Linked DNA regions of Mus musculus: region 1 is linked to region 2. A link is a contact called in ENCODE POLR2A ChIA-PET data. All regions are on one chromosome and are shown on one strand. Each heading gives the region's core, a stretch centred on a gene start or an enhancer-like site at or near the end of the contact. The rest is flanking DNA. Distances are from core to core; before and after follow the strand shown. Region 1 holds the start of Mknk1 (MAP kinase-interacting serine/threonine kinase 1). Region 2 holds the start of Lrrc41 (leucine rich repeat containing 41).

What was found. ChIA-PET counts read pairs that join two places held with the same protein, here RNA polymerase II (POLR2A).
Region 1: POLR2A ChIA-PET joins it to region 2 with 12 read pairs in Patski. The contact joins the promoter of Mknk1 here to the promoter of Lrrc41 in region 2. POLR2A ChIA-PET finds 5 or more read pairs at or near these places in 4 of 5 experiments (Patski and embryonic stem cell).

The regions. Positions count from the first base shown.
Region 1 is chr4:115,834,215-115,840,519 of GRCm38, forward strand. It overlaps Mknk1 (MAP kinase-interacting serine/threonine kinase 1), which reads left to right and starts at 4,984. Exons shown (of 13, transcript NM_021461.5): 1 at 4,984-5,067. Mob3c (MOB kinase activator 3C) reads left to right here. Exons shown (of 4, transcript NM_175308.5): 4 at 1-1,971.
Region 2 is chr4:116,073,055-116,079,487 of GRCm38, forward strand. It overlaps Lrrc41 (leucine rich repeat containing 41), which reads left to right and starts at 2,215. Exons shown (of 10, transcript NM_153521.2): 1 at 2,215-2,553; 2 at 6,335-6,421. The coding sequence starts at 2,355. It overlaps Uqcrh (ubiquinol-cytochrome c reductase hinge protein), which reads right to left and starts at 2,016. Exons shown (of 4, transcript NM_025641.3): 1 at 1,862-2,016. The coding sequence starts at 1,915.

The DNA of each region.
Region 1 (6,305 bases), core at 3,734-6,233, 240 kb before region 2:
GGACCCTTAGGAGCCTGTGGGTAGAGAAATCTGAAGGCCTGCTTAAGAGTAGGAACCCTCTATAGACCCAACACCTCTGGACTTCTCAGAAGTCTGTCTGCATCCTAGAATGCATGAAGAAGGGAGGGTTCCAAGTGGGCCACAGAAGAAAAGGAGTTTAGCCCCTCATATTAAGTCCAAGAGTAGGGCAGGCTACCAGGGTTCTGCTCTGATATTTCAACCTTACACTCTACCATGACAGTTCCCAACTCCATGGGGGAATAAGGATGTGGCTGAGTGCTGGCAAGAAAATTATAGAGAGTGAGTGCCTGTTCCTGAGTAAGCAAGTGTGTGTGTGTGTGTGTGTGTGTGTGTGTGTGTGTGTGTGTGTGTGATTGTGGGATTTGTCTGAGAGATCTAGGTCCTTCCAGACACATAGTAGGCTCTCATTATGGATGGATAGATGATGGATGTATAGATAGATGGAGAGGTTAACTATAAGTCCATGACCATTTTAGGAGTAATGACAGCTTAGTGACCCAACTCTGACCATGTGTACAAGTGTACAAATGTGTGTGTATAGATGGAATTGTACCTCTGAATCTTCTAGACTACCATCTTCTATAAACATGAGTCCCTGGCATTTGAGTGGAGGTTAGACAGTGCAGCTTTGCCCTGAGTTCCTTAAACCTCTGACCTATCACCATGTGGGCTGATTTGCCCAGCCAAGGATGTCTATGGATTGTTAGTTCACTCATCTCTGCCTCTAGCAGGGCCTGATATCATTAAGCCTATGAGCCTGGCAGTGGTGGCACACACCTTTAATCTCAGCACTTAGGAGGCAGAGGTAGGTTCGATCTCTGAGTTCGAGGCCAGCCTGGTCTACAGAGTGAGTTCCAGGACAGCCAGGGCTACATAGAGAAACCCTGTCTCAAAAAACAAAAAACAAAAAAACAAAAACAAAAACAAAAAAAACAAGCAAACATATGGTCAGCCTCTTGAGGGTTGGGATTGATCCCTCAGGGTCCCCTGGATCTTGAACTTGGACACAAGATACTTCAATCTCAAACCCAGAATCTACTGACATGACTGAAGGCCAGCACAAAATAGCCCTCCAGACCAGGGAGCCACTGGAACTTGAATGAATTGAAGAATCCAATTTTCTTCTATCTCAGGACACTGAGGATCATGCAACTGATGGAGACCTTCCCATCCTAAAAACACCTGCCTCGGCCCAGCCTCCTGATACATTCAGGCTTCTTGGATTTCCAAGCCACAGCTATCCAGAGAGGCTAGGATGCTTATTCATTAGCCATTACTTAATACCTCCATGCTGAGCCCTCTGCACAGACTCACAGGCAGGGAAACCGGCAGAAATAGGTTTCTGCCCTTCCAGAGCCTTTATCCTGAGAGGCCAGGAGGGCAAGAAGTCACATAAGAATATTGTCTCTGTCTCTCAATATGCATTGGAGGAAATTGAAACCGGTAAAAATTCAAAGCTCTTGACTTCTACTCTAGGGCCTGCTGATTGCAACACCAAGATGCATGTGCAAATAGAGGCTGTCAGACACTCTCCAGGACACAACTGTTTCTGCTTTGAGTAAGGATTTCTAGCCTGATGCCACAAAGCCCTACCACACCCTGGCCTGGCTAGAGATGGCTGCTGAGGCAAACCTCCAAAACCAGGCCCCTTCTTATGGCTGAGGAACTGCCTGCCTTCCAAAGAAACAGTGGGGCTCTCCGGGGCAGCAGGACCTGGGATGTCTGCTGGCTCCAGAAAAGTCCCCAAGGGAAACAGGCTGGCCTGCAGCTTTGGCAATGTCTCAGAACTGAGGACAGTGGGAGATTCCCCCCACGGTGGGCTGCAGAATATATTCTGAAATCTAGGCTGTGAAAAGGGACCACAGGGGAGGGGGGAGGAGGGAAATCTATTTTTGTGAAAAGAAAGATTTTGCTATTTTTTTGTAAAATAAAAGATACAAACTAAAGCAACCACTGGTGGGAAGTGGTGTTCTGGGTGCCACACGTGTCTTGGTGGATTGTAGGAGAGACCGTTAGAGTGGGATTAAGACATTCTGTCCTAAGCTCCTGGACCATATGGGCACAGTCATGACTGACTAGCTACCCAGTGTGGGGACACCCAAGTTCTCCCAGGGCTCTGAGTCGTAGAGTAAGATAAGTCGAGAGCCTTGAGGATGTCGTAGGAGGGCAGTGCAGGGTGTGCCTCCAAGGTACTCATTCAAAGGAGGGAATTGTTCCTTGTTTTGACACTGGCAATGCTGGTTCATGTCAGGGTGGTTTGGAAGAACCGATGGCTAAAAGTGCAGTAGGAAATACAGCCCCAACCCCAACCACAGAACAAGGAGCCCCTCTCAGGACTCAAAGTAGGGGAGGTAGGGCAGGTTTCAATCCAGAGCATATTCCCCAGGAGACAGCTAGAACTCACTGCCCCTAAACCACAACCACTCAGACAGGAGTCAAAAGCAGCTTGGTTCTGAAGATTCAACAGAGGTCCTCTTATACCTTCAAAAGAGCCGGCAGGGACTCTACCTGAGAAGCTGAGGCCTGAGCTTCTAGCCTTCCCTCTATAAACCACTTTCTATTTTATGATCAGAAGTGGTAGACTACCAAGATGGCACAGTGGATAAAGGCACTTACTGCCCAACAATGTAAGCGTGATGACCTAGGTTCAATTCTCAAGACCCACATAAAGGCAAAAGAAGAGACGCCACTTGGAATGGGGTCCCACTCATGTCACATACACAGTAGTAATGATTTTTTTTGAGACAGGGTCTCGTTATGTAGTGCTGGCTACCTTGGAACTCACCCTGTAGACTAGGATGGCCTCAAATTCACAGGGATCCACCTTTCTCTGTCTCCTGAGTGCTGTGGTTAAAGGTGTGCACCTCCACACCTGGCAGAAGTATCATTTTAAAATAGAAGTAGGGGTGAGGGTCTGACCTCTAAGCTCCTTCATCCTCACCCTGTGAATGGACATGATAATAATCCAGCTAATACTCAACATGTCTCAAGTGATTGACACAAGTCTTTAGCCAGCTGCCTGGCTCTCCTTCCACCCACCCCACCCCCAGTATCTGCTCTAGAATCTGGAAGGTTTTCCATTTTGCTGTTCCTTCTAATGCCCAGAGCCCAGTGTTCTAAAAGAGTGTTTTCAAACCCATTACAAATCATTATCTCTTCAGTCACTGGACAGTCCAGCTGTTAGAAAGTCCATGTACGTTGTGGAAGAGTTAAATTTATCTCAAATTTGAGATGTCTGGAAATATGTTAGGAAGGACATATGCACAGACAGACACACACACACTTGCTTGGAGAGTCTGAGAAGGATGCTTAGAGGACAAAGAGGGAGAGCTTTGACCTTAGTAATGAGAAATAAGAAGACTCTCACCTAAACAGGCAAAACCTAACAAAAGCAACTTACCTGGGAAGCCAGGGCTTAGTTGTCTTGTTGGCTCAGGATCTGCATCCATTGAGGGGACAGGGAACAGGGAATAAGCTGTCACCTCCACCCTGGGGCAGAACATCCCACACTGACTAATGATGCTGGATGAACTCAGCGTTCATGAGCCCTGTGGCCCTTTTATATGTTCGTGGCTACCACAGTATGGAACTATGGAATGCGGTCAAATAGGCCAGAGGAAGGTCTGAGTTCTACATGGTTTGCCCTCCTTCCTGGGAGCACCCTAGAGCCTTTATCCAATGTTAATTAACCATCATGGTTGCCATGGGGAGGTGGGTAGTAATTTTGAGAATCTGGATCCCAATCTATGCTTGAGTGACCCTGGACTGGTTGGCTATCAAGGGTTGGGGAATAGACTAGAAAGGGCAGTGAAGACACGAAGTTTGGTGGGCCTGGAAGGTTATAAGTTGAAAGAGATTGCAATATCCAGCCTTTGAAGGGGACTCAAATTTGGAAAGGAAGTAAATACAAATGCTTGGGAAAAAGACGTCCCTTTCCAGTCTTCATCTAGATTTGAAATCTAGCAAAGTCTTGAATACTTCCACTTCCTTCCCTCATATAGTTGAACACATAGGCCAGAAGAGGGAATAAATGTGTTTTAGAGGAGTGATGGGAAACGGAGATGCTCTTTAAGCCCCTTACTCTCCAGACCCTAACAACAATACTGAATGGGATAGGGAAGTTTACTTCACCACACAAAAGAAAACTGCGTCAGAACCTGAACTGAAACCAAGCACCCCGTCTTCCCGTCTCAGGCATCTGCAGCCTGTGGAAGTGAGGCAAGGAGGCTGGTTGGGGTACTACTCTAATTAGTACACAGAGGGGAGAGGGGGAGAGGGGGGAGGGGGGAGGGGGAGAGAAGAGAGAGAGAGAGAGAGAGAGAGAGAGAGAGAGAGAGAGAGAGAGAGAGAGCAGAGAGGAGAGAGAGCAGAGAGGAGAGAGAAAAAGAAATAGATCTTTAAGAACATTTGTTTTAGCTGTTGTTTTAGCTGCTGTAGTGGCACACACCTTTAATACTAGCACTCAGAAGGCAGAGGCAGGTAGATCTCTTTAAGTTTGAGGCCAGCCAGGGTTACATAGTGAGACTATTTAGAAAAACAACAATTTAAAAAATTTAATTACCGGAAGTAATGAACTTCTGTATACGCAGACCTTTATAGAAATTTTACAGTCATGCCCGGTGGTGTGCGTCTGTAATCAGAGAACTCTGGAGACTGAGTCAGAAGAAAAACGAGTTTGAAGTCAAGTCTGGAGTATACAAAAGGCCTTGTCTCAAAAATAAACTTTACTTAACAGAGCTGCCCTCAGGTTTACAAGAACTCCGTTCTGGCTCGCAGAAGTAACTATTTGCACCTGCAGCGTCTTCCACTTTCCGCTTGTAAAAGAAACCCGCAACAACCAGAGGACGCTCTGATATGCCACGCCTGCGCAGTGAACTGGCCTTGCTTCTCGCCACGTGTGGCCCTCGGGGCGCAGGCGTGACTCCTCCCCCTCACGCCTCCTTCTGCTCGGGCCCTCCCCCTGAGTTTAGCTCCGCCTCTTCCGCGTTCTCGACGGAGACCTGCAGGTGGGGGTGCTCGCGGCCGTTCCCGCGGTGGTCAACTAAGGTAAAAGTGAGCCAGCGAGGAGTCCCTCGGCGGGGAAACGGGGCCGGGGTCTGGGGTGCGGCGCTGCAGTCGCCCGGGAGGGGCAGACAGGGCCTTCTGAGCAGCTCGAGGTTAAGACCCGGTTCTTCTGCGGAGGAGCAGCCGAAGGGGACATCCTTTTAGAACTGTCCTCAAAGCTGCTTCCCTGCCCAGACCGCAGCGCATAAGATCCTCTTTCGGACTCTCAGCCCGTGCTTATGGACAGGCTTGGGTTGTGACAGGTCCGGAGCCGGTGGGTACGGGCTGTCGAGGAGGAGCTCAGCCTATAAGGAGTTTGAGCCTCAGACCAAACAAGGATACACTCAAGACTGACAGGGCTCAAGACAGTTCACTGGCATGAGCACATTATAAAATATGTGTACTTCGTTGTGTTAAATTGGCGGTTTCCACTTATTTTGCAATATAGTATACAAATGATTCTGCCACACTTTTTTCAACAGAGAGGTGGGAGTGTGGGTAGGATGCAGTCTCTTTCCTATAGCTGTAGGACTGTGGACCATCAGAAGCTAGGTAAGAGGGTGGGAGTGCTTGACTTTGGGGGTGAGCTATGCTTTCCCCTCTCCTAGGAAGCATCCTAGAACAACTCATTTTTCTCTCTTAGAGCTTTTTAAAACGAATATAATAATGTCACTGTGAGGGTTAAGTATGCTTATATGTAAATTGCCCACATGCAATGGTACTGATACATACGATTGTGATTTCCAGGAAAGAGTGTTTTGATCTGGCATATTTCAGGGAGGCCCTGGGGGGAGAAGCTGATGTAACCTGAGCCTTGGAGCCTCTGGGATTTACACGTGGAATTGACCTTGCAGTATGAGGAGGGAGCTCAAACTTGTTGACCACAGGCCTTGTGCCAAGAACCAGCTGAGTGGTTGATGTATAATGTTTCCCTGGATCCCCAGCCATCAGAGAGCTGCTGCCCACTGTCCCTAGCTTCGGGCCTTCTAAAGGGCCTGGGCTGGAAGTACTGTGAAGAATAGACACGGAGTCAGGATTGTGTATAGAAGTGAACTAGCAAAATAAATAAATAAATAAAATAAAAAACAAAAAACAAACAAACAAACAAACAAAAAAAACAAGCTGGGCGTGGTGGCACATGCCTTTAATCCCAGCATTCAGGAGGCAGAGGCAGGCAGATTTCTGAGTTCGAGGCCAGTCTGGTCTACAGAGTGAGTTCCAGGACAGCCAGGGCTACACAG
Region 2 (6,433 bases), core at 965-3,464:
TAAACTATTTTTTAAAATTCACAAAGAAAAAGTATCCCCCTAAAAAGATCCTCTGACATCAGAGCTCAGTGGTAAAGAATACCTGAGGCCCTGGGTCCAAGTCCTAAAACCATCAGGTAAAATTGCTTGCTACCAAGCCCGACAACCCGAGTTTGATCCCAGGAGCCCATGTGAAAGGACCTACAGACAGAAGCATGCACAAACCAACACCTATACATGCTCACAAAAGATGGCTCAGCAGTTAAGAGCACTTGTCTCTCTTCCAAAAAAACCCTGGCTCTTCCTAGCTCCTACATGGTTGCTCACAAACGTTAACTCCAGTTCCAGAAGATCTAGTGCCCTCTTATGGTCTCAGAGGGCATCAGGCATTGCAAGTGGTGCAAAGGTATACATGTAAGCAAAATACAAATATACACTTAAAGTAAAAATAAAATCGGGGGGGGGGGGGGACACACCTGAAATTAGCATTCTAGAAGCAAGACAACTGTGTCATTTCCCAATTGGCATTACTATAACAACACTAATGTGCTAAAAACACCATGCTAAACAAATCCAAATACAGGTCTAATTCTGTTTCCACCAATGAGAAAATCCAAAGTCACACTGAATAAAAAGATTTCATCTCCATTCATTATGGATCTTTCACAAAATTAATTTAACTTTCTTCATTTTATTATTTGATTTGTTGGTTTATTGTTTTTTTGAGAAAGGATCTCTATAGTCCTGGCTGTCATGGAGTTTGATATGAAGACCAGGATGGCTCTGAACTTACAGAGATCCTCCTGCCATTGCCTCCTGAGTGTTGGGATTAAAGACACGGACCACCATGCCCAACTTTCTTAATTTTAAAACTTCTATCTGCTGTGGTATCCTGTTAAACTTTCTGAGAATGAAAACTTGAAAAAATTAAGGGATAAATAATTTGCCAACTAATTAATCCATTAAGCCCTGATGGCTTGTCCTGAAGTAGACAAGACAAATGCACAGGAAATGGAAGCAAAGTGAGTCTCGGGCTAGAGCTCTGGCTCTCAAGCCTGGACGTCTGCATTGGAGTCCCAGTTGTATTGTCTTGCTAGTTGTGTGCCCTCATTCAAGATAAACTTCCTTGCTTGCTGCCTCATGTAATAAAAGTGACAAAAATATATAATGTACCTGATATTTACCTCATGGGGAAACTGTGCAAGTTAAGTATCTTAGTGCATATAAAGCACTCAGCACATAAGCAGCCAATATTTATCACAATGATGCTCAACTTGGGAAAGAGCTCCCTCTTGCACCACAGAATTACACTACACATTCTTAAACTGTCCCCAAAGGCACAAGTCCTCGGCCATCTCCATCCCAAAAGATAAAGAACCGCTTTTTGTTGGAGATGCTGGGAAGCGAATACAGGGCTTGTTAATGCTAGGCAAGAGCTTTACCATGAAGCTACACCCCAACTCCTGAAAGCACTTTTCCGAAGACTAGGGTCCCCGAAATCTCCATAAATAAATTCTGACCTAAGCTACGTTAAAGACTAACGTTAGTTTTTTGCTTCACGCACTTATCAAGTTAGAACCTCAAAACATTTATCAAATTAGAACCTCAAAAACCTGGGGGGGGGTTGTTTGTTTGTTTACACAAGTTTATCAGTGCAGCATTATAAACTCCAGTTACACTTTCACATTCCTGGTTTGGGGAAGCCAATCCCGAGAAAGACTAGCTATTAATCTGCCCAAGGTCAACCAAAGAATTCTGAAGGTAAGTAACGGAAACCACCTCTCTGGACCCCGCAAACCCTAGGCTATAAACCCGGACTAAGAGAGCCCCGGGAGGTGCTTTGTTGAGCTAGGTCCCGGGCCCGCCAACCTCGAAGCCTTACCTCTTTGGGGTCTCCAGATCCAGTGAGCATCTTTCGTTCGTCCTCTAGTCCCATGTCGGGAGCCGGTTTGGGATCCAACAAGCGCAACCAGAGTAGTACTCCACTTCAGGTTTAAGAAGGACTAGTAAGGGTCACTCGACGGATATCCGGCGACCTGGCCGGAAGTGCGGCATACTCCTCGTAGTCCCGAACACACGCACAAATTGGGCTGTACTACTCGCTAGCTACGAGACGTAGGGGGAGCTGCTATATACGCCTGCAAAGAATTTGCTAAGAAACATCCTTTCGGTCACTTCTTGCCCAAATGTGTTGATCTACAGTATTTTTCCAAGTAGTATTCCCTAAGATACTTGAGTCATCTGCTCCTCTGTTTGACGATCTTTTAATGTTGTTTCTGTTCTTCCCCATATCCCTTATGGAGCGGTCCTAAAAGCTGACCTCTTCAAGATGGCGGCCCGCGGGTGTCATTCTCGGGCTCGCGCACCTCCCCAAGATGGCGGCGCCCGAGGCCTGGCGCGCCCGGAGTTGCTGGTTCTGTGAGGTAGCGGCAGCAACGACCATGGAGGCCACGTCCCGGGAGGCGGCGCCAGCGAAGAGCTCGGCCTCGGGCCCCAGCGCTCCCCCCGCCCTGTTCGAGCTGTGCGGGCGGGCAGTGAGCGCCCATATGGGGGTTCTGGAGAGCGGGGTGTGGGGTAAGTCGCGGAGTGAGGGGCGACCTCCGGCAGCGAGCGGGGGCGGCCCGGCGGCCAGGGGGCGCGGGGGGCGAGGCCGAGAGGCCCGGGGCCAGGCCCAGCTGGGAGCCCCGGGAGTTCGATGGTGGAGTCGGAACAGAAATTCCGTGACTGACAGGGCGGGACGGAGTGAAGCCTGAGACCGAGGGAGCCGGTGAAGCCGAGCCGCGGCTCGCCTGGGGGGCGCGGGGGGCGAGGCCAGAAGGCCCGGTACGGGGCAGAGCTGCCAGGGCCCTAGCGACGGGGGCTGGAGTAGCAGGCCGGAGCCACAGGCTCGGAACTGACACTGGGCTGGACCGGACTGAACGGAGGATTCTCGGATCTCGAACCGACGGGGCAGGGATGGCCGGGCTGCCCCGGGGCAGGGACCGACTTTGGCAGGCCCGACCCGAGGCAAGGAGGCCAGGCCCGCAGCCACCTGCGCTGCCGGCCCGGGGCCTCCGCTGTCCGCCGGGCACACCACCGGTACCTGGACTCCGGGAGCCCCGCGGATGGGCGGGGTGGGACAGCCCAGTGGAGAGCGAGCGAGGGACCGGAGTCGCGGGGAGAAGCCGAAAAGGCTGGGAGCGCCGTGGCCTGTTTGACGGCCCGAGCGAGGGCTGAAGGGAGCGCACCGACGCCCCAGACCTCGCTGCTAAACTGAGCTGCGGGTCTGCCCGCCGAGCAGGTAGCGCCGGTGGCCTTCTGGATGGACCGGGGCGGTGGTGGAGAAGGTAGGAAAGTGAGTGGAGGGCTCCGGGAGACGCTCCGTAAGCACGGACAGGCTCGGGAGACCGGCCGGCGGGAAGGGCCGAAGAGGCCTCAGGCCGGGCAGGGGCCAGGGTATCCCGGACTGCGGAGCTAGAGTCGGGTGAGACGCGTCATGGGGAAGAGGCCTTGGGCCGAATAGGAGGGAGCCGAGGCCTTAGTTGTGAGAGCGGCCGGTACGGAGGGGCTGGACCCGGCTAGACAGTCCGCTCCGCTCCGGTGTGAGCCAAGGCCTTCTGCTCCCCGACCAGATGGCAAGGAGGCCCTGCTGGAGGAGGATACCGCAGGCCAGCGGCCTGGCAACTTAAGCGGGGAAAGGGTCCACGACGTGAAAAGTGAGAGTAGAGAGTTAAAGAGAAAGTTAGGGCCTTCAGGGGAGACAAGGGAGGGAGGCCATGGGCCTGACAGAATTGGTGCTAGTGGAGTAGGGTCAGGCTGAAGTTGGATGAGATCACAGGTCGGGCCAGACGGAAGGTGGAGGAGGAGAGGGTAACATCAGAGGAGGCTCCTGGCCTTGGAGTGTGCAGGGGATGTGCCACCGGGACTATCCAAGGTGGTGGTGACATCTTTGCCAGAAGGCAGGCCCTGGTCCGTTAAGAACTGAGAGTGAGGGTTTTGTTAAGCCCCAGGAGGTGGGTTTGCAGGATTGCTGCCCCAGAATAGGTTGTAAGGCCTTAGAGTGGCCAGCACTGCTGAGAAGGCCCAAGCGCCTTCCAGGAGGTGGGGGTGGGGGAGAAGAGATGGATAAGAAGTCCTCAGGCCCTGTGTGAGCAGAGGAGATTGTGGAGGCCCCGTGCCAAGCTGCGCAGAAAAAGGTCAGGCTGACCCTATGGTGAATGGAAGGAAAGGCCTCCCTGGGGTTGAACAGGGGCTCAGAGAAGTCCTGGAAATGTGGCAGCCTGTTATCAGCCTGGAGAGTCTTTAGATGCTGATCTTGGCTAGAAGAGGAGTTGGGTGTTAATGGAGGCCCTGACTTGCAAAGAGGAAGCATTTAAAAGGAAAAAAGTACGGCTGGAAGCAAGCAAGGAACCTGTCTTAAGAATAAAGGAACAGTAGACTTTGTAGTTTGAAGAGATGAGAATTCCTGTGAGAGGTGTGAGAGGGGATTGCTAAGCAGGAGGGAGCAGAGTCCAAAGGAAAAGGGGGAAGCTCTGAAGGCATGGCTTTTCTTTCTGTGTACTCATCACTACTTCATTGTTCCCAGTTGAGAAGAGACAGGAGAACCTGCAGTGGGCTAGATCCAGTAAATAGCCACCCAGTCAGTAAGAACTTGACTCTGTAAGAACTTTTAGAGGTGCCAAGAAAAAGGCCTGTCAAGCGCTGCTGTTTCAGAGGGAGGCCTCAGGGTGAGCTAGGGAGCAGTCAGGAAAGGCTTCTGCCATTAGTGGACTAGCACTGAAGAGAGGGGAGTAAGTGGAGGCAACCCAAGTGTGTAGTGAGAGACAGTGGGCCAGGGAGATGCTCAGCAGGTCAGGCCAGACACTGCCATCAGCCTGACAACCTCAAGGCCATTCCTGGGACCCAACTAGCAGAATTGGATCTGCAAGTGACTGTCCTCTGACCTCATTCCTGCTGTGTGCCACATCTCTCAGTGATCTCTCATGATGAGAAAAGTTCATCGATGGTAGATGACCTTAAATATCAGGGTGTGAGATTTGAACTTTATCTTGTATGGAGTAGAGAGCTTTTGAAAGGTTTTGATCAGAGTATGTCATCGGGGGGGGGGGAGAGAAGAGGAGAGAGAGAGAGAATATAAAGATAGATGTCAGAGAAACAGTGTGTCAGATGATAGACCTACATTACTATAATAGCACAGGGAATTAATGTTCTCATTCAACAGGTACAGTGAATATTAATGAGTACCTAATAGATAAAAAAAAAGTACACTAGATTCTTAGGCCTCATGATTCAGTTATTCTTCAAGTAAAGAGAAAGTACACTGAGGAAAAGCTGTGTGTGCTGACTCACACCTGTAATCCTAGTTCTCAGGAGGCTGAGACAGAAGGATTGCCTCAAGTTACAAGGACGCTAGGAGAAAGACCCTGACTTTAAAAAACAGAGGTACGGGAAAGAGAGTATTCCTTTTACACAGGACAGGACAGTTGGGTTCCTAGCACCCATATCAGATCAAAACTGCATAGAACTCCGGTTCCAGTGGCCCAACACCTTTCAGCCTCTGCAGGCACCCTCACTCACTTGCACGTACCTCTATATAGACACACATATACATGCAATTTTAAAATAAAATATTTTTTAAAATGTAGGTCAAAGAATGAAAGTTTTGGTATAACTACAAGATCGTAAGCTTAATAGAGTAGAGATGCATAGACAGAATGAACATAATAATAGCCAGTATTCATTGATCTTATGGGCAGGTATTGTGTTAAACAAATTACAAGCATGATCTTTAATGTCATGAGGTAGTCATTTCTAATCTATTCCCTCTTCATACAACTCCTAATACACACATTTTGTTTTATTGAATCAGGATTTCGCTTTATTATCCCTGGCTGTCCTGGTACTCATTATGTAGCTCCAGCTAGCTTGAACTTGCAGCAGTCCTCCTGCCTCAGCCTCCCAAATGCTGGAGTAAGATTTTCCCCAACTTCTCTCTCTCTCTCTCTCTCTCTCTCTCTCTCTCTCTCTCTCTCTCTCTCTCTCTCTGCCGGGGGAAGAATAAATAAAGGCAATCCATAATCAAGACTAGCTTTGAATTCCTGATATTCTTGGTTCCAGGGAAAAACTGGTTTTGTTTTTTAAAGTATAATGAATTAGAGAAGAGTTATCTTTAATTTTCATGAGTATTTACTACCTTCATAGGAAGGTAGTAGCTCAGAGTATACTCAGAGCCCAGCCCAGCCTAGGCAGAAGTTTGCTGACCTCAGTGAGCAAGCAGCTTAGTTTTCCTTTCCTCTGAATTTCCAGCTGCCTTAAGATAGATAATGTTTAGAACCCAAGAAGGGAAAAAGTAAACTTTGTGTTTTGGTTTTTGTAGCCCTCCCAGGCCCAATACTTCAAAGCATCTTACCTCTGCTCAATATATATTACTTGGAGAGGATTGAGGAAACTGCTCTCAAAAAAGGTAAGTGCCTTT